2 separate regions of the Homo sapiens genome follow, and region 1 is linked to region 2. The links are chromatin contacts, found by Hi-C or POLR2A ChIA-PET in ENCODE. All regions are on one chromosome and are shown on one strand. The core of a region is the stretch at or near the end of the contact, and the rest is flanking DNA. Distances in the headings are between cores, read along the strand shown. Region 1 has its middle 40 kb from the start of RALGAPA2. Region 2 has its middle 110 kb from the start of RALGAPA2.

What was found. Hi-C counts contacts between places; a loop is a spot of excess contacts on that map. ChIA-PET counts read pairs that join two places held with the same protein, here RNA polymerase II (POLR2A). Pooled maps may share reads with other maps.
Region 1: a loop to region 2 is called in a map of endothelial cell of umbilical vein, with 4 times the contacts of the local background. The contact joins two enhancer-like sites. A Hi-C loop is called at or near these places in 5 of 168 maps with a recorded cell type or tissue (A673, Right ventricle myocardium inferior, dorsolateral prefrontal cortex and 2 more), 2 of 37 single-sample maps with no recorded cell type and 6 of 50 pooled maps. POLR2A ChIA-PET finds 5 or more read pairs at or near these places in 3 of 52 experiments (CD4-positive, alpha-beta T cell, GM12878 and MCF 10A).

What each region holds. Positions count from the first base shown.
Region 1 is chr20:20,751,558-20,754,257 of GRCh38, forward strand. No RefSeq gene overlaps it. Among named protein-coding and RNA genes, the nearest start is that of RALGAPA2, 40 kb to the left of the region's middle. Within about 2 kb of position 1,379, at least 4 of the 41 ENCODE cell types and tissues checked have a DNase peak (open chromatin) inside an H3K27ac peak, as active enhancers do; they include A673, where a contact is called at or near this core.
Region 2 is chr20:20,823,686-20,826,385 of GRCh38, forward strand. No RefSeq gene overlaps it. Among named protein-coding and RNA genes, the nearest start is that of RALGAPA2, 110 kb to the left of the region's middle. Within about 2 kb of position 1,451, at least 2 of the 41 ENCODE cell types and tissues checked have a DNase peak (open chromatin) inside an H3K27ac peak, as active enhancers do; they include A673, where a contact is called at or near this core.

The DNA of each region.
Region 1 (2,700 bases), core at 129-2,628, 72 kb before region 2:
CTTGGTTTCCACAAACCAGTGTTGTGATCTTGGGTAGGTAAACTACCTACTGTACTGAGCCTGTTTTTACATTTATAAAGCTAGAAAATGATGACAATATCTGACCTGCTTACCTCACATGATGTTATAAGGTTCCACTGAGATAATCCATGATAAAACATGTCAGAAACAAAGTATGAAGCACTACAAAAATATAAGATTTCAGCTACAATATCAACCTGGAGAAACATAAACAAAAAGAGAGATGTTGGACCACTGTGCAAATCAAATAATTGAATGAATAAATGAATATATGATTGATGTCATGGTGCATATATATTAAAGTGAGTCATGGAAATTTACAAACGATTTCGAGGTAAACTTGATATGTAAATTATGTCTTCAGAATACATGGATAAGCTTTATTGGGCAATTGGGATTTTGGAGACTGGAAGGAAAGAAAGAAAGGAGGATGAATGGATGAAAGGGAAAGAGGGAAGTCATATCAAATTAGCCAGAGTGCAGGAGACATTGCAGGCAATATATACGAAGATTAGGAAGAGATGATTGGCAGACTCAAGGGACAGGTTGAGGAACAGAAGACAACAGGACACTGGGCCAACTGTAAGCAACCAGGTGCTGTTCCTACTTATTTAAGTCTTACAAACCACCCCATGAGGTAGGTATTATAATCCCCACTTTACAGAATGGGGAGGAGGAAACAGGCTCAGAGAGCCTTATCTGGCTTAAGGATATACATTAGTAGATGGAACTTATATAAAAACTCAGATCTTTCTGAAGTCCAAGCTTCTGTTCTTTCTTCTACGTCAGAAGTCAGGATTTATAAAGTAATGAGAGATCCCAGAAAGCCCAGCGAGGGTGAAATGGTGGGGTGGGGTGGGAATAATACGGAAATGAGTAGAGAACAATGAGTAGAGAAAATTTCTCCTTCTTCACAACCTTATTTTCGTTTCATATGACCCAATTTCATCAAATTATTTTAATATGCTCATCTCCTAAATAATCAAGTTTACATGTGGTTTTTTTTTTTTTCCTTCTCTCTTTAGCAAGAAGAAAAAAGAAGGTAATTATATTCAGGCTAACCTGCCTTTTTAAACACACAAATAACAACCTCTTAGCTCTCCCCTCCTTCCCCACCCAAACCACCTCCTCTGGAAATAAACACATTACCAATGCTGGAGTTGTTGCATGACCAGAATTACGGGACAATCAACAGTAGGAAACGATATTGCAAATACAATTGAGGGCACAATACACAAACAGCCTTATAAAATTTCTCTTACAAAACTTCCTGTTACAGACATCTTCCCATAATTGGTGTGTGATGCCATTGGCCAAAGTATCAGGGCAGAAATAGAGAGCCTCCCGGTTCTCATTATAATTAATTGGCTGTAATAGAAACTTTAAACAATTGGGTTCATGATGTAATTGTGACACGTACTTCCTTTGATGAAATCTTCCATGGGCTGCAGGAAATGGGTCAGTAAGGAAGTATACATGCACCAGGTGCACAAGATCCATGGAAACTTTAGTTTTCGTTTTCCTACCCATAGGCCAACTCTTTTGCTATGTTCCTTTTCTAGGGAGAACTCAAAGAATTAAAAATTGGATTATAAGAAAAATAACCAAGAGTCTTCTAAAAAGCGCATGCAATAATGTCACTCAGAAGGTAAAACCAAGCTCTCACAACATGAGGGACCTCTCGCAGAGACCTCCAGGTCTGGTTTTCAGAGCTCTTGGTGACTATTAATATCAATTGCTCTTTTTTCTCTTTCTTTCTGATCAAATGTTGAGCTGTGAAGAGATGTTCCCACTATTACAGGAGCTGGGCAGCCTAGCTTTGAATCCCTGGTGACTTTACTTGAAAGCTACTTTACCCTCTCTGAGCTGGAGTTCTTCATCCTCAGAATGGAGCTAATTAAAGTACACGAGTTCAAGCAATCCTTCACCTCCTCTGGGAGCTACAATCCATACATCCCACTGTATCTTTGCTGTCCCTCAACCCCCGACATCTTCCCTTTCCTCTTAGCCCAGCTTAAATTCCACAGCCACTCCTTTGCCTAAGCTCTCAACTGCCTTACCCCTTTCTCTTACCAGTTTTCTCTTGACAATTCCCTGACCCTGATGAAGTCCAAAGCACTGCCTACTTTGTGCTCGCACCTGGGCCACTGAATGTGGCTGGACAACAGCATTGTCACACTAACTGCTCTCCCTTTAAGTTCATGATTATGGACTTCAAGTGGGACCCTAATGATGGTTGGTAAAGCCCATGTATTGCCGCAGACCACTTACTTTCCCACTGAAATAACAGAAGCAAGCAAGTAAGAACTTAAACTTCCTTCCACCACGATGTTTACCACTCACCTGCTTCTGTGCTCATAGACTCTGCCTTTACTTCTGTAACCATGAATAAACTTGCTGAGCTCCAGCTAAGGCCATTCCCTCCACCTGTGTTATAAAGTCATGGACCCTGTATCCTCTTATCTCTCACAGAATTGGCTCCAGCAATTCACTCCTCTCTCTTTTGCATCATCCATTTCCCACCCTTTGCTGCATCATTCCCATCAACATACGTACTGTCTGTCTTCAACCTCAACCAAAGCCTTTCTCCTGGCCCCACTCTCCTCTCCAGCTACTGCTTCATTTCTCAAATCTGTTTTTTTAGCAAAACTCCTAGAAAGAGTAGCCATTACTGGCTGT
Region 2 (2,700 bases), core at 201-2,700:
CGTGTTCTCAACCTTCCTCCTTCCAGGCCCTGACGAGCCCATCAAATCACACAAGACTGCCCAGGAGCCAATGTGGAGTCTGATTTCAGGATACTTCTCTTTCTACACTGCCTGAAGCCCTGCCCACTGCGAGAGCTTCCCCATTACCGCCGTCTCTCATGACCACCCTGAATGAGGCGGCCAGAGTACATCTGCAGCCAGTTTTTATTTTGTGCCCACATTTCAAGCTCACTCACCCCTGCACCAAGCTTAACCTTTCCCCTCCTCTGTCAGGTGATCACAAGGGACTCTCCCATGTGCCTCTGAGTGCGATCTGAGGGAAGGGCGCTGGTGTGGGGGTGATGGCACATGGGAGCGTGGGTCACAGCTCCATCACCAAATCGTTCCTCTCCTCATGTTCCTGCCCCTCGTTTATGTTGTGACTTGACCCTGGTTCTTGCTCTGGAATCCAGGAGGGAGGTGGGGACACAGCCTAGGGCAGGGATGTGCATGTTGTCTGGCAAGATAAAGGCTCAAGTGATCCCACAGGGAGCTCTGGAGCTAGGATGTCCCTTTGGCATCATCCTGAATTGAGGTGAGAGGACTGGCCCTTTTCCCTCCATATTGTCCAGACATTGGCTGCAAGCTGCCTCCCGAGAGAGTCACCACAACCTTGGCCAGGGTAGTCAATGCCCAGAGAAGCTCTCAGCTGTGAGCTGTGAGCAATGGCTCTCCCAGCAGCTGGGGGTGTGAGTGCCTCGCTCCAGAAGGGAGATCTAACTCTAGAATTCACCCAGCGCTCTGCTCTGTTCAGCCGCCAATAATACAGAGAAGATTCTACAGGCCTCCAGAGAGAAAAAAGAGGACTTAGAAAAAAATAAAATTAGAAAACAACATTTTATTTTTAAAAAAATTCCTTCCTTTTGTAAATGTTTGCTAAAATCATCCCTTAATCAGTTAAGGGATCAATTCAAAGACTACTGGTTGAGGTAGTACTAATTCTACTGTGTCAAAAACAACTCGCTTTACTAAAGTAAGCCTTGTAGGGGTAGGATTTGGGGTTGTCCTGTACAACTAACTGCTACCTGGAGTCCTCTACTTCCCCTCAAAGGAGAAAAAATAAGAACGAGAAAAAGAGCAGAGGCGGTACAGAGGAAGGATCACTCTGAAATGAGCAGAGGAACGCGTGGACCATGCAAGACTGTGGGGCTCCCCGTGGATCGCCCCGAAGTGCTCTGAATACCAAGCAATTCTTCAAAGTCTTATCACAAGACAGTGACCATCATGTATAGACAGCTTACATTTGTTGAGTAGGAAAGTGTCCCAGGGCCTGCTCCCTGCTCTGCCACACGTGGAGGCCCAGGGCTGGGGCTGTGTTCTGTGGGAGAAATCCGCGGGGTCGAGCTGGTGGGGAGACGCCTGGTAGGGCGAGGCGTTTGGTTTACTCTTGTGACTTTGGTCAACGCTCTGCAGGTTTGGCCGGCTCTTCTCTAGCGCCCTCTGCTGGAAAACGTCAGGAACTCTGTATTGAAAATACGTAATGAATATTTTTCAGTTTTTGGGCTTTTCTAGTGGGGAATTCCAGGTGCTCTCTCCAAAGCCCAGAGCCTCCCCAAGAGGAGCAGCTTTTACGAGACATTCTAGAAGGCAGAGAGGAGAATTCTGCTTCAGTCTGGTCTGAGAGGGGCCTGGGAGCCTCTCTGGTGGGTAAGAACCCAACTCTGGCACTGTCCCCCGCTGAGACTGTGAGCTGCGAGGGAGGCCGGGGTGCAGGCCTGCCTCCAGCGTGATTAGCTGTCTCAGGGGACAAATTCATCCCCAAGTACACCGTGAGGGGTTTCTGCCTCTCTTCCCATCTTGCTTTGAGGGTGGTAACAAGATTTATTCTTGAAATTGAAGGGGCTAAGTATTTTATACCAAACCTATAATTTGTTTTATTATTTTTTGAGACAGGGTCTCACTCTGTTGCCTAGGCTGGAGTGCAGCACTCACTGCATGCTCTATCGTGGCCTCGACCTCCCAGGCTCTGGTGATTCTTCCATCTCAGACTCCCAAGTAGCTGGGACTGCAGGCGCCCACCACTATGCCCCACTAATTTTTGTATTTTTATTTTATTTTTTGAGACAGAGTCTCACTCTGTCACCCAGGCTGGAGTGCAGCGGTGCAATCTTGGCTCACTGCAACCTCCGCCTCCCGGGTTCCAGCGATTCTCCTGCCTCAGCCTCCCAAGTAGCTAGAATTACAGGCACACACCACCATAGCCAAATAATTTTTGTATTTTCAGTAGAGCTAGGGTTTCACCATGTTGGCCAGGCTGGTCTCAAACTCCTGATCTCAGGTGATCCGACCGCCTCAGCCTCCCAAAATGCTGGGATTACAGGCATGAGCCACGGCGCCTGGCCATATTTTTGTAGTTTTAGTAGAGACGAGGTTTTGCCATGTTGGCCAGGTCTTGAACTCCCGGCCTCAAGTGATCCTTCCATCTTGGCCTCCCAAAGTGCTGAGATTACAGAAATGAACCACCGCGCCCGGCCTAGAATTTATTTTTATATCGGTCTTCCCAAGTGACAAGTGCTGTTCTATAGAACGCTCACTTGAAATTATGCACAGGGAACTTTTTGCTCAAAACAAAAGATCCCCATGTTCAAATACGACTCCTATGGAATGTGCTTGCGTGCCTCCTCTGGAGACTGTAAGCTTCAGGTGGAAGCTTGGAACTTA